3 separate regions of the Mus musculus genome follow, and all the other regions are linked to region 3. Evidence: chromatin loops called from intact Hi-C (ENCODE). Cell type or tissue: left cerebral cortex. All regions are shown on one strand.

Region 1 (8,000 bases), 540 kb before region 3:
GTTTACATATCCACTGTCTCAAATTACCCAAGCCCTGTCTATGAAGCTAGGAACATCTAGAAGGAAGAGATGGTATGGGTCTTTATGACCACATGCAACCTGAAACCCTACACCTAGCAAGCAGTAGTTTTCTAATAAATGAGAAATTTGTTGGAGCCACACAGCAAAATTAACTTTATGATCTGTGTACAGATGCAAACCACGTTTCACGAGGGAGAGATTAATTCTAACATTCACGTATCATTATATTCACGAATAAGTGGATCCATAATAGATAGTACAGCCCATGGGTGCTAAAAGCTCTAGATGAAAATTTTCACTAAAATTTGCTTAAAGGGTATTTTATGGTTACATCTTAGAATAAGGAGTTTTGTCAGGCAAAGTGGCTAATTAGTATGCTATGAAAGTAGCTGAAATAGTTCATTGGCCTCAGTCTCCTCTCAGTATTTATAGGATCCTCTTAATAGTAGGTAGTTAAATTGAGTAACTTTTATATGGCTTGGGGAAACTACTCAAAGTGATTACTTTGAAAAAGAAGTCTGAGCCCTTAACCATCTAGCCTTCAGATTTGACGCTTGTCTCCCAGTCAGCCTTGAACACCTTAGATTTAGTTTCTTCTCGTAGTGAACATCTTAAGGATGGATAAATGGTGACCATCATATATTTGTTTATATATTTTTACTACATATATTCAAGAAAAAAAGTAACTTGATCGGTCCTTTATCATCCTATAGTCTTCTAGAATAATAAAGTGAGCTAAGTTATAGGAGACTCTGAAGCAGCAAGTCACACCACTGGTCCAAGGAAAAAAGCCTAGGTCATTGAAGACTATGGACAGATGTCTGAGACTACTGATTACTGTAATTCTCAAGATGGGCCTGAATAGAAACAGGAGTAAAGGGCGACCAACATCGTCACAGGTTTGTAATGTGTTGAACAGGTTGGCATGAAATACCAGTGAATCACTCAAGTTGGCAGTGGGCAAAACCCGTTTAAGAATGCCACACTGCTGATCCACAGTCAAGGTCCCCACCTATGTCTGCCTGTGTGAGTTGTGGATTGTTGCACAGCTGTCTGGAGTAATCCTCACATCATGGCTCCACAAGATTGCTTTCAGATATTAAATGATTAGTCTCCCTGAGGGACCTTCCCGTAGGACTATGTGAATGGCAGCCACATTCATTTCCAGTGGACACACATGATGTGAGGACAGATCCATCTGGCTGGTGGGATAAGAAGGAATCTGATAACTCACTTCAAATGCAGCGGTAGCCATGAGATTATCTGAGAATTGGTGTTCATGCTTGAGCTCTGTCTTCTTCAGGTTGCACAAGAAACCAGCTTCCAAAGCTGCAACAGGGTTAACTTATTTTTCACTAACTTGATCAAATCTGTGCCTCTGACAGATGAGCCACCAAGTCAAGCACAGATGCTCTGGGGGGCTCCTTTTCCCAGTGAATTTCTACTTCATTGTTTCTCACTGACATACAATCTGTGAGGACAAAGGATGGGGAGTGTCCAAGATTGTAAAACACTAAATGCAAACATTTGTTCTATTTTTATTACATAAGCTGGAATTTTTATGTGGATATGTAAAATGATGATTGCTATCTCTTAAATGTGTTGGGGGGGAAGACCAGTATTTGGTGGGTTGGAAATGAGTTATTTGAACCATCTTTAGAAAATCTCCCAGTATTTGGTATTTCAGAGTTTGTACAGTTTTCTTAGGTACTCAAAAAAGTACTTAGCACATAGGGTGGGATTAACAAAGTACTTAGCACAAACAGAAGGAAGAACAAAGACACATAGGAAATAACTACAGGAAGAAGGAAAGGGGGGAGAAACAAGGAAGGGAAACAAAAAAAAAGAAGGTAGGAAGGGAGAGAGGGAGGGAGGGAGGAAGGAAGGAAGGAAGGAAAGACGGAAAGAAAGAAAGAAAGAAAGAAAGAAAGAGAGAGAGAGAGAGAGAGAGAGAGAGAGAAAGAAAGAAAGAAAGAAAGAAAGAAAGAAAGAAAGAAAGAAAGAAAGAAAGAAGTAAAGGAAGGAAGGAAGGAGAGAAAGAGAGAGAGAGAAAGAGGAAGAGAAAGAGGATGAGAAAGAGAAAAGAAAGAATGGAAGGAAGGAAGTAGGGAGGGTAGAAAGGAGGAAGGAAGGAGGGAGAGAGGAAGGAAGAAAGGAAGGGTGGAAGGGAGGAAGGAAGGAAAAGGAGACTAAGATGGTAAAAGAAAATTTGTATCATAAAACAATAAAAAAAATTCCAACTTGAATATACTGATCTTGACACTTAAAAGTCAAAATGAAATGTCCCAATACACACAGATGGGCTCACTGGAGGCAGCCTCGTGTTCATCCAGATATTCAGATGCGGTTCCTCCGAGTCAGTCAGTTTCCATACCTCCGTGTACTGATGCAGTGAGCATTCCTTGTACCTTCCTCATCCCTGAGCTTCAGCCAATTCCTTCTCCACATCCTATTCTTCATGCTCTCGTTTTCTCTCTCTCTCGCCCCTCCCCCATTGGGTCCCCCTCTCCCAATGCTTAAAGCTCCATCCATTCCTAAGACTTGCCTTATTCTGTGGGTTTTGTTAGAGTTAAAATGTCCACCGGGTCCGTAGTTTAGAAATTCAAATATTTTAAAGGAGTCTAAAGAAATCTATATGAAGTTTGCACCAGAATTATCTTTTCTTCAAGATGGCGGCATTAGAGTGGCTAAGTCCCAGTATCATGCATGTGTGCATGTGCTGTGAAGCGGCTTTTTCCTGTCTGGTGGTTTGTGCTTCCATCACTAATATCAAACAAAGAGAACTAACTCCACCTCGTACTGCAGTTTGAATGAAGCCCTGACATTTTTGGCTAGCTTCCTCTTCGTTAGTAGTAGTTCTAGACTCCTGTTGATTTTAATCAGGTCTTGGACTCATAGGGCTCACAGAGCTATCACCCACTTTGGTAGATGTGTGGTTTTTATTATAGTGGAAATTTCTTAACATAGAATTTCCTCTTACGAGCTCTTTCTTACTCCACATAAATGTGTCTTTATCTAAAGCCTTGGAGAATACAAAAGCATTGGCTTTACTGTGGATGATCTCTAAGATGCCCCCCCCCCCCCCATCTCTCAACCCCTCTCTCTTCTCAGCCCATTTGTCAACCCTGTAATTGTACCCGGTCAGCCACCCTTGCCAGATTCCCCAATCTTTCTTTTACCACTCACCATGGCTCCAGCTCTCTGCTCTGCTAATCTCCCTGATGCTCAACGGCAGGCCCCATCCTTCATCTTCCCAGAATCTTCTTTGATTTGCCGCTCTTCCAATTCTGAGAGGCATTGGCTCAATACTACCAGTCACCCCCTTTCCTACCTCCTTCAGCGCCCAGACGTCAAGATGTGTTTTTCTTAAACCCTTCTGATGCCTTGTGGACTGTTAGTTAGACCGTTGTCTTTTCTTTCCCCAGTTTCTTTGTCTTTAAACTTCAATTTTATTTCCAGTGTACCTCTTACTTAGTCCATAAATTGCTTTGACTGTCTATTTTCTGCCGGATCTTGCTTATAAAATTTTTTGTACAAGCTATATCAACAGTGAAGTCCCAGGAATCATTTTAGATATATCTGTGCACAGGGTAGAGGTTGGAGGAGGGGGGTTACTCTTCTCGCATCTACAGTCGGTATTGTGACCCAAGGCAACATGACATAGAGACATGTGGGAGACACTGTGCAGTCTATCTTCTTGCCACCAAAAGAATGGGAAACTGGAGGCAGGAAGCAGGAGAGAGAAATTTTGCCTGAAATGACGGAGAAACCCACACAGTTTCAGAATCCTCATCACCCTACACTATCAAGTAACCCCGATCTAAGGTCAAACAGGAAAACAAGTTACAATAATAATATTAATAATAATAATAAAATAGAATCAGACTATTGCCAAATTGAAAGTTGCAAGTTACCTAGATGACTCATGGTTTTGGTTGCTGTGTAAATTCTAATCATCCTGGCCTTTTGAGCAGAGTAGGGGATTTTATTTATTTTTGAATAGCAGGAAGGAAAGCAGCAGAATAAAGAAAAACACAAGAAGAAAGAAATCTAGTTATGGGCTTTCCGGGACATCTTTCCTGGGTAGGGCAGGTTTGTGATCCTCAGTTTATAGATTTACTTTTTTTTTCCCCCTAAGCAGGCTGGGCCACAGCTAAGCTAAATGGCTTTGACAATTCAAGCGGAGGGTTTAGCCCTAATTCTCCACCCCACTCCCTCCATATAAGGCCAATGCTGAAATTCAAAAAAAAAGGAAAAAATAAAACAGAAGCCAGCTCCAGCTCCACCAGAAGGACAATTTGGGGTATATGAAGGAGCAGTTTGTATTTCTGCTGAGTTCAGAAAAGATTCATTTAGATGCGGCTATGAAATTGAGTAGGTAGCCAGGAACTTAGTGAAATTGCTGGCCTGAGGGCAGAGCATGCTCCGGGCAGCGCCTGCCCTTCACGTAGCGCATGCGCAGTCTGGGCCGAGGCCGGCGGCTCGTGCGGTGCTTCACTGCCACCTACAGGAACTGTGGCCGCCGAGCCAGCGTCCTGGGTCAGGCCAGCCACCCTCTAACAACTTGCTGTGTGTGCTTTCTTACTGGAAGACTGTAGTTAATTTTTCATCAAGAGTAATTACTGTGTGAAAAGTCCAGGTCACTGTTTAATTAACTCCAACGATAAATGAACTGGATAACCTTAAGGGCTTCGTTTCCTTGCTGCAGGAAATTTGCTTTTAACTCCCCCCACCCTCAAGGTTCCTTTTTTAAAAATGAATTAATAAATGCCTAAATCATTAAATCATGCACTATACTATTATTTGCTTTCCATGCACAATTATACAAAAGAGAACGGTTGTCTGACAGCAGAAAGTTTTCCCTAAGTTATTCCCTCCCCCACCCCACCCCCCACAAGGACACTCAGAACTGCATAAATAGAATTCCCTTAACTTGAAGCACGTGTGTGTATCTCGCGGTTGAAATATGATTAGAGGTCCCTATCTCCACAGAAAAGGTTATTACAAGGTATTTTGCATAGAGCTGATTCCCAAGTGATGTCCCCCAAGCAGGAGACATTTAAAGAAGACGATCTTACAAAAGTGTTCTCTGTGTGTTTTCACACTGTTTCTCCGTTAGATGTAGCAGGATACATTTTTGGGTGGGGCTAAGATATCCAGTGAGCCCTGAGAAGTTCAGTACCGAGCCATTTGGTAACCCCCGTGGTGTTTTGGTGGCCGACTTAGCCACTATAGCAAGCCTGAACACGGAGTTTACTAGATCAGACACAACAGTATACGAAACCATTTCCCAACCTCTCCTTTTCTTTCTCTCTGCACAAACAAATCCTTCAAAGACAGTGATTCTAAAACATTTCAAAGGATTCAGAGGGCACAGAAAAGTCGAGCCTGCTTTTCTGGGCTTTCCAGTTCATCAGCCACAGCAGTAATGCTGACTTATTGAAAATCATATGAAAATCGGAGAGATAATTAGAGCTCGTTTCTACTTGGAGCAACAGCCTGAAATTTCCATTGAAAATTTACAAATTAGAGAAAAATTCGGATTTGGTATTATCTCATGCTGGAGAGCCTTACTCATACTCGGGGGGTGAGAGGACAGGGCTGTGCTCTGTGGCTTTGTTGCTGGTGTTTTCTACCAGAATGTTTCCCCCTCCCCTTTGTTTCATCTTTCTCATTTCTTAATTTATTTCCCCTTCTTCTACTGTGTGCTTCCATGAAAGGAACTCTAAATCCTCTTTAGGATGAAGTGCGAATAAAAATAAATAGGTATATAAATTTTGCTCTTGTGTTTTATGGTTCTTCTTTATACTTTTTATTCTTAATCTCTCTCTGGAATCCTACAGGTTTATCTAGAGAGACTAAACAAAGCCCATCAATATGAGTGACTGGCACTCTGTGCTCTGAGGTACAGCTGCCTCACTTGGTAGAATATCCACACCCACCCCGCACTGCTTAGCATGGCCTCTCCACAGGAAACTTCAGCAAGGCCTCCAGAGCTGTTTCTTCTCGTGCACTGTCCTCCCCAGACACTCTAACCAGTTAATACAGACATCCAGTAATCAAAACTTAATTTTCTCTGTCAAGGGTTGAGAGGCCAGAAGTCAAAATGGAAACTAATACATTCCCCAGGGCCATAATGACAGAAGCGTACAGTAAAGGGTCCTTCCTCTACTCTTCAGGCTTCTGCCAGCAACCTTGACTGTCCTAATTCCTAAACTGGCATCCATATCAACTCAATCTGCCCCCTCCTCTTTCTCCCTCTCTCCTCCCTGCCTCTCATACATCTCCCAAGTCCAAATTTCCATCTTCATCATTGGATTAGGGTCCAACATAGCACACTGTGGCCTCATCCTAAAAGTGGTCACATCTATACAGATTGTAAAGGTCACATTTGAGGTATCACATAGGCATAGATTTCAGAAGGACAGCACTCACCTCAGACACCTGTTGTGATGGGCACAGGGGACTCAGTACTCTCTAGAGGGCATGGGTTTAATGACAGTTCTTACTAAAATGAGCTGGAGAGGTAGATGGCTTAGTGATTGAAAGAGAATTCTGTTCTTGCAGGGTACTTAATTCTGTGCCTAGTATCCACGTTGGGTGGCTCAAAAGTGCTAGTATCTACAGCTTCAGGGAATCATAGGTCCTTCTTCTGGCCTATGCATTTGCACACACAAAGCATGCACATACTCGAACACACGCGCACACACATGAACACAATAATATATTTGCAAACAAAGTATGCCTTCATTTCTTAATTCAAATCGTCCCTTTGTTTGTTTGTTTGTTTGTATTTGTTGTAATGTATTTCATTTTAGTGAATACTTTCTGGTATATTTTGGATATTCCCCTCCTTTTCTTTTTCTTTTCAAAAAGGTTTTTATTGTTGTTGTTTTTAAATCAGAATAATATGCCTACAAACAACTGAGCAGACTACTGGCCAGAGACACGGATCTTCACCAGCCAGCTGTCATTTGTGAAGAAACAATGTTAGGTTTCCCTCATTCAGCACACAGCAGTGTCTGTGCATTCTCCATGAGCCATTTCAGAGCACACAGATAACATGTGTTATTAGAGTACCTTGGTTGCATACACCATTTGGAGGACATTTGTAAATACAATCTCTCTCCCACATACTTGTTTTCTGAACTGGGAGCACATGTGTCAGGAAAGAACCCAAACAATGTTTTGTAAGAGCTAAATTTGGAAGCAAGGGGTTGACTTTCCCATCTGTACAGCAGTGTAAAGGTTGCCTAAAGTGAATCAAAGTTCTTGTAATCGGTGACTCTATCAGGAAGGAACAGGATAAAACTGGCATTTAGAACTGGTAGATTGGAGTTCCATTAAGAATAGTCTTTCTTGGGTTGGAGAGATGGCTCCGTGGTTAAGAGCACTGACTGCTCTTTCAGAGGTCCTGAGTTCAACTACCAGCAACCACATGGTGGCTCACAACCATCTGTAATAGGATCCGATGCCCTCTTCTGGTGTGTCTGAAGACAGCTGCAGTGTACACACATCCAGAGAGGATGGTCTTTCTTTACTAGAGAGATGTCCGCATGGTCTCTAGCCAGGAGTAAAGAGCCTTCAGTTGGGAAGTACAGACTTGTAAATAAAAGGCATTGAGCCCATCCCTTGGCAGTGGCTAATGAGAGCAGAGTGGCATTGGAATTCTTGCCCTGAAGTAATGCAAGCATCTGCCTCCCGTCCTGGCATCTGGCTGGGTGCCATGAGCACTGGAGTTCTGGGTATACAGAGTATGCTAGGTGGTGAGGAGAAGCCAGGAAGCTGGAGAGTAAATAGTTCTAATAAGTTTCTTATAAAGACGTAACTGGATGCCCGATCCCCAAGACTCGTCACTGTGAATATGTTCTCATTCCTGTGCCCAATGCCTGGCAAATACAGAACTGGATGCTCACAGTCATCTATTGGATGGAACACAAGGCCCCTAAAGAATGAGCTAGAGAAAGCACCCAAGGAGC
Region 2 (8,000 bases), 1.1 Mb before region 3:
ACACATGAAACTCAAGAAGAATGAAGACTGAAGTGTGGACACTATGCCCCTCCTTAGATTTGGGAACAAAACACCCATGGAAGGAGTTACAGAGACAAAGTTTGGAGCTGAGATGAAAGGATGGACCATGTAGAGACTGCCATATCCAGGGATCCACCCCATAATCAGCATCCAAACGCTGACACCATTGCATACACTAGCAAGATTTTATTGAAAGGACCCAGATGTAGCTGTCTCTTGTGAGACTATGCCAGGGCCTAGCAAACACAGAAGTGGATGCTCACAGTCAGCTAATGGATGGATCATAGGGCTCCCAATGGAGGAGCTAGAGAAAGTAGCCAAGGAGCTAAAGGGATCTGCAACCCTATAGGTGGAACAACATTATGAACTAACCAGTACCCCAGAGCTCTTGACTCTAGCTGCATATATATCAAAAGATGGCCTAGTCGGCCATCACTGGAAAGAGAGGCCCATTGGACTTGCAAACTTTATATGCCCCAGTACAGGGGAACACCAGGGCCAAAAAGGGGGAGTGGGTGGGCAGGGGAGTGGGGGTGGGTGGATATGGGGGACTTTTGGTATAGCATTGGAAATGTAAATGAGCTAAATACCTAATAAAAAATGGAAAAAAAAAAGAAGAACGGGTGGTTGCGTCTTTCTTGCTGGTCAAGTGGGATGCGACAGTGATGTACAGATTTTATGCACTACCTATTGAAGTATTAATTTTTTTACAGAGCCTACAAAAATTATATGGAACCACAAGAAGCCCTAAATACTCAAAACAAACTTGAGTAAAAAGAACATATATCTTCTGGCATCATATCTTCTGGCTTAGACAGAACAAATCTTTTGTAAACATCAAGTCATTGTATTGGTGTAAAAGAGGCATATAGGCTTAGATATTTCAAAACCTACTTTTCATAAGGGTGCTTAAATGTTTTAACCTCCCTTCTAGCCCACCACCCGCCAGAGGCAGTGGAAAGGAAAGGTTAATAGGGCCAAGGAGGATGTGGACCTGTTTAGAGATAGTTCTTTGGAGCAAATCCAGTCTGTGTTGTCAGGACATCAGCAGTTCAGTTCACAGGAATCAGCAACTGAAGCTAGAGCCCCTCGCAGATACCCTTCATGAATCAGCAACAGCAGTTCAATCCAGAAGAAACTGGAAGAGGCTCTACCGTTCGGAAGCAGCAAAAGCCTGTGGGAATGCCAATGGAAGTTCTTTGGTATAATTCTGTCTATGAAGTCATAACAAATGATGGCCAGCAAAGAGTGATGAGGTGAACCAATACCATAGAGCATTGTCAACGAAGACCAGTGTCAACAAAGCTCAAAAATGATCAGCAAAGCATGGCAAGGCAAACTATTACCACCCAGCATCGTCCACTGTCCATTGGGTTATATTTATACCCTTTCTAAACATCACGTGTTCTCTCAAGTGTCTGCTCTAGCAAAACATCACACGCCCCTTTTCCAGGCTGCTTCCAGAAAAAACACCATGTGTCTACTTCAACAAAACCATCCCCTTATAAGACAGTTTCCAGAAAAATATTACATGACACAAGTAATAGTCTCCGAAGAAACGATAAATTTCCATTTCAGAGGCAAATGGGTGAGAGAAACTGAATAGAATGCATAGAGGACTCATCTACGGCCAGCTGGTTCTCTCCTGAGAACCAAGAGCACACTTAGGACACAGGAAGTGTCCCAAAAATTGAGCAACCACTTTCAGAAGAATAAAACTGCACCTCTATCTCTTAGCAGTTACAAAAACCAGTTCAAGTAACTTAAATATAGACCAGAAACTATAAAAAAAAAAAGGCTAGGGGGAAATGTACAAGATATTGGAATGAAAAAGAATACTTAGAAGATTTCAAAAGAGAGATGGGAGGAAAAATAGACAAAGATGACTCTATCAAGCTTTTTAGCAGCAAAGGAGACAATGTGAAGCCTTCAGAAGAAGAAAGAACATTTGACAACTTTATAAACACATAGCACACTCCAAAAGTTAGATCATAGCAATAGTAACAGGTAAGCTCAGGGAAACCCTTGGAAAAGAAGGCAAAGGAATGTAAGGGCCACAGGGCCTGGAGGGCACCAGGAGGACACAGGAGGACACCCTCTGTAGGAGGTGGTTCTGATGTTTTGATTGGGAATCTGCATGTAAACCCTGAAGGTCCTCTTCCCCAATTGGTTCTTGATCAATCAATAAAGATACTAATGGCCAATGAGCTGGGCAGAATAGATGGGCGGGATCTCCAGTTTTCCTGCAGGCAGGCTAGCAGAGCAAAGGGAGAAAGTTTTCACCATGCTTTGGAGGAGCCACAGCCATGTGAGATCTAGTGTAGAGTGGTCATTGGCCACTTTCTCAACTGGGCCTGGGGTAGCAGATGGGATATTCGAATGTCATAATGTGATAGCAGAGGAAGGCGTCTAAGAGCCCAACCATTGAACTAAAGTGTATCAAAGATAAGCTAGTGTGTGTGTGTGTGTGTGTGTGTGTGTGTGTGTGTGTGTGTATGTGTGTGTGTGTGTTTGTGTAAGCTAATGTGTATGTGTGTGTTTCATCCATGGATCTGAGGGAACCTGGGTGGAGCTGGTAGCATGGTCCACCTAGAGCTTAAAGCAGGGTAGCAAAATCTACACACTATAGCCCTCTATCAACTGGCCAAAGTTTGTATGTATTCATGGACACTGGAGCAGCACCAGATATGTCAGTATTGTTCTGTTCTTTTTTTTTTATGTCTCTACACTGCATTGTAGTGCTAAAGTAAACAAAGTTATTATACTACAGTTTACTTTTATATACTGTGTGCTTTTATTGAAGTTCCCATATATTTTTCTCTAAAAATAATTTAGTAACACAGAGATAGGTTATTTCTCTGATAGGTTATTTCTCCTCCAGTGAAATGAGCCAATTCAAGCCAGATTAGAATATATTAAAGGCAGGTTCATTGGGAAGCTGCTCTCAGGCAGGCGAGTTCTCTTGCCCCAAGGAAAGAGGCCAGGGAAGTTGCCACAAGGGGGAGGGGGTTGCACAGAAGAAAGAGAGAAAGGACAAAAAGGTGTGTGTGTGTGTGTGTGTGTGTGTGGAGAGAAGAAAAGGACAAGAGAGAAGGAGAGGGAAAGGGAGAGAGGGAGAGGGAGGAGAGAGAGGAGAGGGAGAGGGAGGAGAGGGAGGGGAGGGGGAGGGGGAGATCTGGATTATATAAGGAGGAGTCTCTAGGGGAAGGGCAGCCCAGCTCTGGGCTGGAAAGTTCAGGGTTGGAGGAGGGGTATGCAAGGTAGGGACTGAGGGATGTAGGGAGAACCTGGAGGCCAGGTCCGCTTTAATATGTAAAATATGCACCTCAGTCCCTTGTTTTGGGGGTCTGGAACCAAACACACAGTTTAATACACATACATCAAAATAAAACATACATGACATATGGGTTGTGAAAAACATCAATATTGCTAATCAACAGGGAGATGCAAATCAGAGCTACAGAGTATTACTCCAATAAGAATTATTGATATCAATGTAACAAGAGACCAAGAAATGCTGGTCAAGATGGGAAGGAAAGGAACCCTGGTGCACCATTGCTAGAAATATAACCTAATACACCCATTATGGAAAATAGTATTGGGGTTCCATAAAATAAAACTACTGTATGATCCACCCATCTCACTACTGGGTATCCAAAGGGAATTTAGTGGGCACATTGAAGAGACATCTGCACTCTCATGTTCACTGAAATGCTGGGATGGTTTGTATGTGCTTGGCCCAGGGAGTGGCACTATTTGGAGGTGTGGCCCCATTGGAGTAGGTGTAACACTATGGGTGTGGGCTTTAATACCCTTGTCTTGGCTGACTGGAAGTCAGTATACTGCTAGCAGCCTTCAGATGAAGATGTCAAACTCTCAGCTCCTCCTGCACCATGCCTGCCTGGATGCTGCCTTGCTCCTGCCCTGATGATAGTGGACTGAACTTCTGAACCTGTAAACACCATCCCCAATTAAATGTTGTCCTTATAAGAATTACCTTGGTCATGGTGTCTGTTCACAGCAGTAAAACCCTAACTAAGACAAATGCTATCCATGGGAGCCAAGCTGAAGAAACTCTCTAAGTTTCTCATGGTTGATGGATGGATACAGTGAATATTAAAGTGGATTACTTACTATTCTGTCACTCACAATACAATGTGATCATTCAAAAATATAAATAAATAAATAAATAAGCACAGATGAAAAACCAGAGATTGTAATGTTAAATGAGATAAGCCAACAACAGAAAGCCAACTGCCTCGAGAGTTCATTCATAAATGGAATCTGTATGAGATATAGAAAATAAGGGTAAGGTGTTTGGAGCGAGTGGAAAGGGTGGGTTAAGAAATGTTGGCTAACAGGCAGTAATGTACAGTTATGGAGAAGGAAAATCTGGCCCGCCGCTGCCCAGTGGGGTCACTGGATGACAACAGCACTGTGTGTTTTAAAAAGCTCCAAGGAACGATCCTGTCTGTTCTCATGATAAGCAAATTATACGTGTGTGAGGAATTAGATGCGTCTGGATTTCGTATTATGTGATATGTGTACATACAACAGTGTAAGATGGTGCTCCGTCAACATGTACAATTGTATGTTGTAATGTATCCCCTAAGGAATTTTGGAAGTGGCCATTTAATTTATTTAATTCAGTAAAACATGATGCTGTTCTGGGACACGCAGCTCCGTGGCTAAGCACATCTTAGTTTGCAAAGGGCGATGGGATCCATCCTCCACCCATAAAAACGTACACGTAAGCCCAACTATATGTGCTATCTTGCATGATAGCAGATTGATTTAACTCAATAATAATTCGATTCGCCTACCTATAAGTAAACGTTAAGACACAGTCATTGCAAGTTGCAATGTTCGTGTGTGGTTTTTTTTTTTTTTTTTTTTTTTTTTGTACTGACCACTAGAGGGCAAGACAATCTAGCAGATTCGAGTAAGCCTAATTTTACCCTACAGAGGGCGGTACCCACCACGCTGGGCAAACGCGCCCACGTGCTCCACCAGGTCCCAGCCACTCACATCTGCCTTCTCCTTGAGGGTGATTGAAGAGCGGAAGAAAAGGCTACGGTCCTCTCAAGTAAACAATTTGTTGGCTGGCTCTTCTAAAGTTATTAGGGAAGTAGGTTCAGTTAAACAATTTTATTTTTCTAGATTTAAGTAGTTTAAGTCTGAAGTGAGAAGGAGGGAAGTCTCGAGTTTGAAGATAAATCTTCACAAAAGGGGAACCAGGAAACATGTGAAAATCATCTCCAATCAAAGGGACCCAGGGTTCCGCCTTGCCTGTTCTATAAACACACAGCATGGGTTTATCCTACAAGTCAAAGTCTTGAATTAGCAACATAAATAACCCTCCAGGGAAACAAAGGAAGGCTATGGGGGAGGGGCGGGCAGAGGGAAATCTCGAGTCTCAGACCCAGCATCTGGGACAAGGCCCAGCGTCCCTTCTGCTCAGCCTCAGTGGCCTGAACTGACAAGAGTGGGTGTCAAGTGCGGCTGCTCCTGACTTTCTCACACTGACTTAGCCCTGCCTCAACAGATGCAAAGCTCCTCTCTCTCCCTCTATAGGGGAGAATCTCTTCTACCCAAAGTTGGGATGGGAAGTGCGCATGCGCACAGCCACACAGGCGCCATTCTGTACAATCCTCTAACTTTAAAAGTGAGCCAAGTAAGAGATGATATTTCGCTGGCTCTTTAAAAATCTGTATTTTCTTTTCTTTTCTTTTCTTTTCTTTTCTTTTCTTTTCTTTTCTTTTCTTTTCTTTTTTCTTTTCTTTTCTTTCTCTCTCTCTCTCTCTCTCTCTCTCTCTCTCTCTCTCTCTCTCTCTCTCGCTCTCTCCCTCTCTCTCTCTCTCTCTCCCTAGCTCTCTCTCTCTCCCCCTTCCTTCCTTCCTTCCTTCCTTCCTTCCTTCCTTCCTTCCTTCCTTCCTTTCTTTCTCTCTCTCTTTTTTTCTTTTTGTTATTTGTATGCATCTCTACAACTAGTATTTTGAAGATAAATTTTTGACCCTTTCTTGAAAGAAATCAACAAACGGGGGGGAAAAATAAAAACTTCTGTTAAATTTTCTCTTTTAAGAAAGAAAACCAGGGCTGGACTAACAGGAGCGTGCTACGCTAATCTTTGGTGCCGTGGCACAAGGGAGTAAACTTGAGACTAGACAAGCAGAAATGTCTCTGACCCTTCTCTCATCAGCTGAGGGCTGCCCTGTCTGGATCTAGGGACAGGAAGGACTGTGGCCAGCAGCCAGAGATGCCTGAGCTGAGGCCCCGCGAGTTCCCCCAGCTTTGTAAACTGTTTTTTTGTTTTGTTTTGTTTTGTTTTGTTTTGTTTTATTGCACACTCGATCTAGCAAATGTTTCCTTGATTCTCCACTCGTCATCAAGTCTGCCATCAAACATGTAAGCTGATCTCTTCCTTGGGGTCACCTAAAAACAATATGAAGTAAGTTTATGTATGATGTCTGCTTAAGCTGTCTGCTCACAGCAGTCCCAGGTTCTGAACCTCATAGAGACAAAGGGAAAAGAAATTCTTCTCCTACGGAATGGAAAGGGGCCGATTTGGGGATACTTGACAGGGGTTCTTTTGACACTGTTTTTGTTTTGGATTTTGTTTTCCTCACAAAGTTTTTTTGTTTTTCGTTGTTTTTTTGTTTTTGTTTGTTTGTTTTGTTTTCCTTAGCGAATATTTGTCTTTAGTGTTGAGATTATGTGGCTGCAGCTGATCATGTATTTATGACATGTGACCTTGCACGGTTACACCTGGAATGTAGTGGTTAATCCCCACAGGAACAGGCTGTCCTCTTTCTCCTCCACGTGGTTGAGATAGATGCATGGTTGAGATAGATCGAAAGAAAAAGAGAGAAAGGGGCGGGGGAGGATACATCACCTTATCATTGGCACAATTGGAACCGCTCTTTGGGATAGAGCCAGAGAAACCAGTGTGAACTCAGACGCAATATCTGAGGGAGGAAAAAAAAAAAGGGAAACAGATTCTGAAAATGATTGCTAAATTACTTTCTGTATATAACCTTATCTTTTTTCAATCTTTCTCCGAATAAGAGGATTCACAACTTTAACTCTACCATAGACTATATCAGAGACTCCTCTATAAATCATCTAAGGACCCAATTAACTTTGGGGAGAAGAAGACAGAAAAGGACTTCATTTATTTGTGAACATGGTTTTTAAATTTTACACTACATTTTCATTTTATTTATTTGGTGTGAGTGTGCGTGTGTGTGCTGGGGTCAGGGTGGGACATGTTTGTGAATGGTGTCAGAGGTGCTCCCCTCTGCTGGTCACATTTTCTACTTCCCCTGAGAGATGGCTCCCTGATGAAAGAGCACAGGCTGCTCTTGCAAAGGACCCAGGTCCAGTTCCCAGCATCTACATGACGACTCACAACCAACCACAGGGAAGTCCAGTTCCAGGGGTTTGAGCCCCTCTTCTGACTTCTTCGGGGCAACTGTATGTATGTGGCGTTCTGTAGAGGAGCAGGCACCCACATAGACAGAAATAAAATTAATAAAATTGTTAAAGGATCTTTTCACTTGGGGATATGACTTTGACATGTCTTTCTGTTTCAAGATAAGTAGAAGCCATTCTCCTGCAATGGCATCTGGGATGGTTTGTGTGTGCTTGGCCCAGGGAATGGCTCTATTTAGAGGTGTGGCCTTGTTGGAGTGGGTGTGGCCTTGTTGGAGTGGGTGTGGCCTTTAAGACCCTCATCCTAGCTGCCTGAAATTCAGTATTCTGCTAGCAGCCTTCAGATGAAGATATAGAACTCTCAGCTAAGACAGCATCGAAATATAATCAGAAAAATAGAGGGAAATCATCAATATTTGAGCAGTCATCAGGCATTATTTGACAGCAGGCCCTTCACCAGCTGTTTGTGTTCATTCTAAAAAATGCTGATTTTTATTGGAAGAGCAAGTTGCATATTTCTTAATTCCATTCACTTTCCTGAAATCGTT
Region 3 (8,000 bases):
TTCAAAGAGATGCTGGGAGGAGTGAGGGACCGGCTTATGTGAGGTTGGTCACGAGGGGAAACCCTTTATGCTGTTGCTACATCACATGAGTACTGGAGAAAACAGTATCTCAAGACTGAGTCCCCCAAAAGGTTGCTCACCATCCCCAGCAAGTCCTTTTGCACAGTCGGCCACAGCCGAATGTTTCACTTCTAACTCTTCTATCAACAATGTAACAATGACTTAGTTTCACTTCCCCGGGATAGGTAATATATGCTACATTGCTCAGCGTGGCACCTCACAACTGTAGTCTTCATACTAGACACAAGGAGGCAGGAAGACCGCAAGCATCCGGGCAGCCAGCAAGCTCTTGTCTCAAAAAAATAAAAAGGTACCAGAATAAGATGGACGTCGGCACAGCTCTAAAGAAGCAAGGTGTCTTAGCTTGGGTTTTTAATTTCTGTAAAAGCACCATGGCCAAAAAGCACACTGGGGAGGAAAGGGTGTATTTGGCATACACATCCATGCTGCCATTCATCATCTAAGGAAGTCAGGGCAGGAACTCAAACAGGCAGGAACCTAGAAGGAGCCGATGCAGAGGCCATGGAGGGGTTCTTACGGACTTGTTTCCCCTGGCTTGCTGAGCCTGCTTTCTTAAAGAGCCCAGGGATGATCCCACCCAAAATAGGCTGGGCCCTCCACCACCAATCACTAATTAAGAAATGCCCTGCAGCTGAATTGAATGGAGACATTTTCACAGTTGAGGCTCCCTCCTTTTGGATAATTCTAATTTGTATGTCAAGTTGACACAAGACTAACCAGCACAAAAGAGTAGAGACTTCCGGCTAGCCGTAACTTGCAAGCCAACAGTATTACTATAAAATGCCTACAATTGTCTATTCTTTAAACTCAAAATCCATTGACCAATCTTCTGACAAGAATGTCCGGGCTGTGGAGATGGCTCAGCCAGTAAAGCACTTGTCCTGAAAAACCTAATGATCCAAGTTCCACCTCCAAAACCTACAGAAAGCTGGGCCCCACAATCACGCCTTCTGACCACCACGTGAATGTCCATGCACACATGGTCATAAAAAGTAACAATTTTTCCTAGAAGAATGCACATGGCCCTTAATTTCCTTCTTTGTCTGACAAACGGCACAAGGACAAGATGCATTGATACAATGAAATTGTGTGTGTGTGTGTGTGTGTGTGTGTGTGTGTGTGTGTGTGTGTATTTATGTGCACCTATGTATATTATGTGCATGTGTGTTTATGTGCATTTATGTGCATCTGTGTAAAAGGACAAAAGCCAGCAACCTAGGGCGTGAGTCTCAATGATGACTCTTTATTCAAATCCAGTGTTTGAGTTCCCCCCTCTTCACAGCGACACTGGATTAATTAAAGAAAATACTAATTGTTCAATAGGAGAGCAAATCAGAAAGCCACATTAAGAAATCAGTAGAGGGCTGGGCGTGGTGACACACGCCTTTAATCCCAGCATTTGGGAGGCAGAAGTAGGTGGATTAGTTCCAGGACAGCCAGGGCTACACAGAGAAACCCTGTCTCAAAAGAGAGAGAGAGAGAGAGAGAGAGAGAGAGAGAGAGAGAGAGAGAGAGAGAGAGAGAGAGAGAGAGAGAGAGAGAGAGAGAGAGAGAAGAAAAAAAGAAATCAGTAGAAGGTCTAGAGAGATGGCTCAGCAGTTAAGAGCACTGGCTGTTCGCTCCTGAGGTCCTGAGTTCAATTCCCAACACCCACATGGTGGCTCACAACCATCTGTAACAGGATCCAACGACCTCTACTGGTGTGTCTGAAGACAGCTACAGTGTACTCATATAAAACAAATAAATCTTAATTTTTAAGCAAGCTGAACAAGCTATGGGGAGAAGCCAGCAAGCAACGTTCTTCCCCGGCTTAAAAAGAAAACAGACATCAGTAGAAACAGTGGTCTGTTGTCACTCTCCTATTTTGAAAAATGCTGAAACAATACCACAGGAACTAAAACCATGCTCCCATTCAAACCTAAGGCAGGTTTTCCTCCTCTTTTAAACTGAAAATCCCTCTCTCTGAAGTAGAACCTATCTCACATCTCTGGGTCCTATCGTAATGCCTGTAAACTCGAGGGGATGAAAACATGTCCTCTAACCGTGACGGCCATAATGAGCTCCCCTGAACCATACTCCACGGAAGATACACGCTTCTCAATAGTGATGGCCGTTCTATTAAAAACGAAGGGAAATGTCTCTCAAACCATACTCCGCGGAAGATACACGCTTCTCAATACTGATGGCCGTTCTATTAAAAACGAAGGGAAGAGACGAAACCAAACAGAGAGGTCCAGCTGTCTGCTCCTGGGATCTTAGATCGTAGGATGCTGAGGCCCCTTTTCCTCAGATGCTAATGGACGCTACGTCAGCATGCTCTAGACAGGCTCGGGTGCCCATTTGTATTCAGGGCTATCCACAGTAGCCAAGTCATGGAATCAACCTAGGTATCTATCAGTGGATACGTAAAGATAATGAAGGGCCGATCCACAATGTAGTTCTATTCAACCATAAAGAAAAACAAAATTACATCAAGTACAGGAAAATGGATGGAACTGGGTATCGTGTTAATGGAAACAAGATAGACTCGGGAAGACAAATGCAGAATCCGGTTTTATTTTTTAAGATATAAAAGTATAAGGAAGATTGTTTAAAAGCAGAAAAGACACAAAGACAAGGGGGCAGGGAAAGAGGACCCTAAGGGAGTGTCATTAAAGTACATGACATACACACACACACACACACACACACAGATTATTTTGTACAATCAATATATGTTAGTAAAAAGAAAAATTGGGAGAGAATAAGGATCCTTTAATCGAATAAGTTTGAGAAATATAAACTGTATGAGATTAATTATGTATTTCACAGTTGTAGTTTTTTTTTTTTCTTTTTTGGGGAACCTTCGATACAGGGTCTCACTGTGTAGCTCTGGCTGTCCTGGAACTCACTCTGTAGACCAGGCTGGACCTGAATTCAGAGATCCACATGCCTCTGCCTCCCAAATGCTGGGATTAAACGTGTGTGTCACCACCACCTGGCTGGCGATAGAGTTTCTTAAGAAAACCTTGTTGTAAAATTCCAGGAAAGGGTTAAAGTGTGCAACTTTTTCCAAAATTGATGAAATGTATCACACTTTGAAAAACAACATCTTTCAAAATCAGGTTTAGGAAGTAATGTGTCAAACAGATGTTTAATGTGTATGCTTTGTTTATTAGAATACTGCCTTTTTGCTTAGATTCACCATTCTTCTGACCCTCCACACAAACAGAAACAGCGACTACTTAATCAGGTTGTTATGTGACTGAAATGAAGTCAAATATAGTCAGACACCAAAGTCATAACAGTCAGACCATGATGGACAAAATTCCAGCCAACAACGGACCACAAAAATGCCAGGAGTGGTGAGTTATGCCTGCTGTCTACGCACTCACGAGACCGAGGCAGGATTGTGAATTCATAGCAGGTCTGGATACACAGCTAGTCTCTATCTGAAAAAAGAAAACAAAAACAAAATAACTATACATAGGAGGCTGAGACTGCTGGATTCTAATGAGCTGAAAAAGTCCTTATTGGCCATAAGTGCAGCTCCCACCCGCATTGAAGGAACTTCTCTTTGCTGTAACAGACAGAGACCATTATAGAAAACTATAACCAATCAAGACGCAGAGAACAAGAGACCTGACTGTGTCCAGTTCCAGCTGATACCTCTACAACACAATTCCGGCACCTAAGCTTCAGGGATCATTGCAGTAGAGATGGAAAGATTGGAAGAGCCAGAGGAGCAGAAGTTTTCTGGGGTTTGTGTCTCCTAGAACTGCCAGGGGGCTGTGCCCATGAGTCTCAACAACATGGCTACCTAACAAGGACAACAGCAATGGACACGCTAACGTGGAAGGAGGAAAGCTCACAGTACCTCAACCGCAGTCAAAGAAAGACTAGCAACTGGGAATACTGAGAGCCAAAGAAATTGTCTTCCCCAAGGAAAAGCCTCACAACTGGTTATCCAATGCCAAGTGATCGGGTCCAGAGATTGTCGACATTCAGCATACAGGACACATTGTATGAACTAAGCAGTAGTGTGTGTGCACGCGTGTGTTCCTGTGTGTGTGTGTGTGTGTGTGTGTGTGTGTGTGTGTGTGTGTGTGAAATCAACTCGACTCTCACCACTCTCAGACATCAGAACTGTCACATTTGACTCCTGTTGTAGTTGGGAGCCAAGTCAGCCCACCTAGCAATCCCACCCTGTCTGGGACTTTCGCTTCTCTACCCTGATAAATACCCACCCACCCTTGACTCTTTCTCACAGTGGAAGATCCGAGAGGGAAAAAACGCCAGGATCTAAGCACAAAAGGAAGCACAGGACTTTCAGATGTCAAAGCCGAGCCGAAGGACTTCCTAAATCAAGGCGCCTAGGCGAAAAGCTATACATCATTTAGGGAAATGCAGACGCTGGAGAGTGCACTAGACCTGCATTTAATTTCTAATCTGTTTTTGCACCGCTGCATGCCAAAGTTGATTCAAATAAATATTTAAATAAAACCTGAACTGCACAGAGTACTGAGAAAATGACCGGATCGGGTGTGACTGGAAGCTCATCGGTGGTGCGCGTGCGCCCTCTGCTGCTGGACAGCGCTTCCAACAGCTCACTCTCCACGCGGCCTATTTCTGTTCCTCTTTAATGCTGGAGGGGTGGGGTGGGGGGTGAAGATAATATTATTATTTTGGTTTGTTTTGCACATAACAAATGGAAATCCGCATGCATAAACTTGATTTGTGGTTCACCCTCATCTCAGAGAGATGTCATGGACAAAAGCACTCAGAGATTTCCTGGAGGCTGAGATCATGGAGTATATACTATTCTTTCAATGATAAAATGTCCTGACTGGAGGGAGTGGCACATGCCTATAGTCAACTTGGGAGACGGAGGAAGGACGGTGCCTGAGATGTTTCTGACTTTGAGAATGTGGCTGTGGTCATGCACAACTGTGATCCTACCTCTTTGAAAAAATAAATAATAAGTAAAATGTCCCATAAAAGGTATTTTACGTGGGTATCCTGACAGCACATCATTGAGGTTCAAATTTTATTCACGATATAGACCTTTTTAGTCTTCATTTTTCTGTGGCTTACTTCTCAAGATTGCCAGATTTAACAAGCATAAACACGCCCCGTGTGTTTCCGTAGGATCTTGTTACAAATTGGGGCTGGAGAGGTGGCTCAGCAGTTTAGAGCACTTGCTGCTCTTGCAGAGGACCCAGGTTCAGTTCCCAGTGTTCTCAAGGAGGCTCACAACTGTCTGTAGCTCCAATTCCAGGGAGATCGGACGACCTCTGTGGGCAATGGATGAACACGGTGTGCGTACCTACATGCCGAAAATACTAATACACATGTCTTACTTAGGGTTTTTATTACTGTAATGAGACACCATAGCAGAAAGGAAGATGGGAAGGGAGGGTTTGTTTGTCTTACACTTCTGTATCATTGTTCATCACTGAAGGAAGTCAGGACAAGAACTCAGGGCAGGAACCTGGAGGTGGGAGCTGATGCAGAGGCCATGGAGAGGTACAGCTTCCTGGCCTGCTCATTGTGGCTTGCTCAGCCTAATTTCTTGTACAACACAGAACCACCAGCCCGGCAGTGACTCTACCCACAATGGACTGGGCCCTTCCACATCAGTTACTGGTTAAGAAAATGCCCGACAGCCAGATCTTCTGGAGGCTTCTCAATTGAGGTTCCTCCCTTCAGATAACTCTAGCTTGGGTCAAGTTGACAGAGACTAACCAGCACAACACATAGCATAAAAGAAATAAATAAATCATATATATATGTAGTTTCCAGGTCTGGTTACAGACACCTTTAATCCCAGCACTCAGAAGATAAAGGCAGTGGGCCATAGTGGCACATGCCTTTAATCCCAGTACTTGGGAGGCAGAGACACTTGGCCTCTCAGTTCGAAGCTAGCCTGGTCTACAGAGTGAATTCCAGGAAAACTAGGGCTACACAGAGAAACCCTGTCTCAAAAACCCAAAAGAAGGAGGAGGAGGAGGAGGAGGAGGAGGAGGAGGAGGAGGAGGAGGAGGAGGAGGAGGAGGAGGAGAAGGAGAAGGAGAAGGAGAAGGAGAAGGAGAAGGAGAAGGAGAAGGAGAAGGAGAAGGAGAAGGAGAAGGAGAAGGAGAAGGAGAAGGAGAAGGAGAAGGAGAAGGAGAAGGAGAAGGAGAAGGAGAAGGAGAAGGAGAAGGAGAAGGAGAAGGAGAAGGAGAAGGAGAAGGAGAAGGAGAAGGAGAAGGAGAAGAAGAAGAAGAAGAAGAAGAAGAAGAAGAAGAAGAAGAAGAAGAAGAAGAAGAAGAAGAAGAAAAGACAAAGGCAGGTGGATCTCTGTGAATTCAAGACAAACTTGGTCTATATAAGGAGTTCCAGGAAAGTCAGGGCTACTAGAGAGGCCTGTATTAAAAAATAATAATAAGTTAACACAGTGGCACATGTCCAGCTATTTGGGACTATGAGACAGCAGAATTCCAAGCCTGAGAACAACCCAGGCTACACAGATCAGTTCAAGGCCAGCCTGCAGCAGAGTAAACTCTCTCCGTCTGATAAAACACTAAGTCACCGAATAAAACAGGTATTCACTGTTTATCTAAAATTCCCGCTTTACCAGGTTTTTTTCTCTGTTTTTTTCTGATAAGTTTACCTCCATTTTCCTGTGACCTCTGAACTTCACAACTAAAATTATTTTCGCTTACGCTAACCAGAGCAGTTAGCTCATCTTAATAAAGAATAAAAACAAAGCATCTCTCCCTTCATTTTCTGTTTGTCCCCTCGAGTCTTTAACATCGGATCTAAGAGTAAGAGCCTAGTAAGGAGGGTCAGCCAGACACGAGACTGAAGTTCAAGAAACTTGTTCTTAAAGTTACTTAATGAAGAAACGTAAAGAACTCTCTAGTTTCTTTTTACAGCAAAAGTATTATACAAAACCTACATAATATTTTAAAAGTATAATAGTATAGTAGTCTAAACTATATAATCGTTTAGAAAGAGAAGGACCCTCCGGATGCAGAACCCTCCAGTCCTGAACCTCCTGTGGGAGCCTTGAAACTCCAGGATGCCCAGCCCCATCTGTTGGCCAGTCATTACATAAGATCCCTGAATCCAGAAACTCAAAGAATTCCGGGCTCTCTAAGGTGGTGGGGGTGATGTAAGCAGACAGGAAAGGAATCCACTCCCTTGGGGCTGCCAAGGTCCTTCAAGGACTACTTCTCCACTTTGACGTCTGTGTGTGAATTGAAGCACACGGACTGAGAGCTTTTGAGTCTTTCTAACCAGCTGCTAGCTGTTGTTAATGCTCAGGACCAAGGGTTCCACTTAGACAGCAAAGAGCCTAGGGGACCAAAAAAAAGAGGTAATTTGCTATAATATGGAGTAATATAAGATCTGTGTGTACTGAAATAGCAGGTCACAACTACATTACTGTCATAATGTCACAGCAGCTGTAGAAACGGGAAGGATCGAAATGGGAAGAAAAAGAAAAAAAAATCTTGATTGTTCTTCGGGTGTTCTCTGTGCTGTCTTCAGTGATGTCTTCTGTCTGTCACTTTCCACCAGCAGAAAAAGACTGAGTGCCCGCTCCCTGCCTGCTCCTCCAGAAATGCTGCCAGAATTTGGGTGAGACCGTTCTACACCCAGCATCTCAAAGATAGCAGCCATCTAAACCACATAAGTTCAAGTCATATTAGAAGTTGGTTCACAGGTCATTTCTGCCTGGCGATTCTTAACCATTTTGATCAGTCAGAGCTCCAAGGAGCAACTTCCGCAGTCCATGAAAAGGTGTGAGGCTGATCAAATCAACCCTGGAAAGCATAATTGACAAATCTCCTCGTGTGGTTTTGAGAAATTAATCAAGACAGGTCTGGTGGACCTTTGCTGAGCCTCTTTGGGACAAATGACTCAGTTCCCGATGCACTGTTATAAAGGAAAACTCC

What was found. A loop is a pair of places that touch in the nucleus more often than their neighbours do. Peaks named below come from ENCODE experiments on the same cell type or tissue, not always from the same donor. Only the 100,000 strongest peaks of a DNase experiment are listed, where the experiment ranks them.
Region 1: it touches region 3 in a loop (4-fold over the local background); 2 of 42 quality-filtered maps call a loop at or near these places.
Region 2: a loop joins it to region 3, with 2.8 times the contacts of the local background. A loop is called at or near these places in 7 of 42 quality-filtered maps.

Annotation. Positions count from the first base shown.
Region 1 is chr10:126,326,260-126,334,259 of GRCm38, forward strand. No RefSeq gene overlaps it. Among named protein-coding and RNA genes, the nearest start is that of 1700025K04Rik, 42 kb to the right of the region's middle. In left cerebral cortex, a CTCF peak has its summit at 4,539 (motif pointing left); a DNase peak (open chromatin) is centred at 4,508; H3K4me3 peaks cover 527 bases.
Region 2 is chr10:125,720,503-125,728,502 of GRCm38, forward strand. No RefSeq gene overlaps it. Among named protein-coding and RNA genes, the nearest start is that of Gm36884, 20 kb to the right of the region's middle. In left cerebral cortex, a CTCF peak has its summit at 4,977 (motif pointing right); DNase peaks (open chromatin) are centred at 5,014 and 5,395.
Region 3 is chr10:126,865,214-126,873,213 of GRCm38, forward strand. It overlaps a transcript of Atp23 not described here. Among named protein-coding and RNA genes, the nearest start is that of Gm24179, 29 kb to the left of the region's middle. In left cerebral cortex, CTCF peaks have their summits at 4,634 (motif pointing left) and 4,842; a DNase peak (open chromatin) is centred at 4,617; H3K4me3 peaks cover 360 bases; H3K27ac peaks cover 259 bases.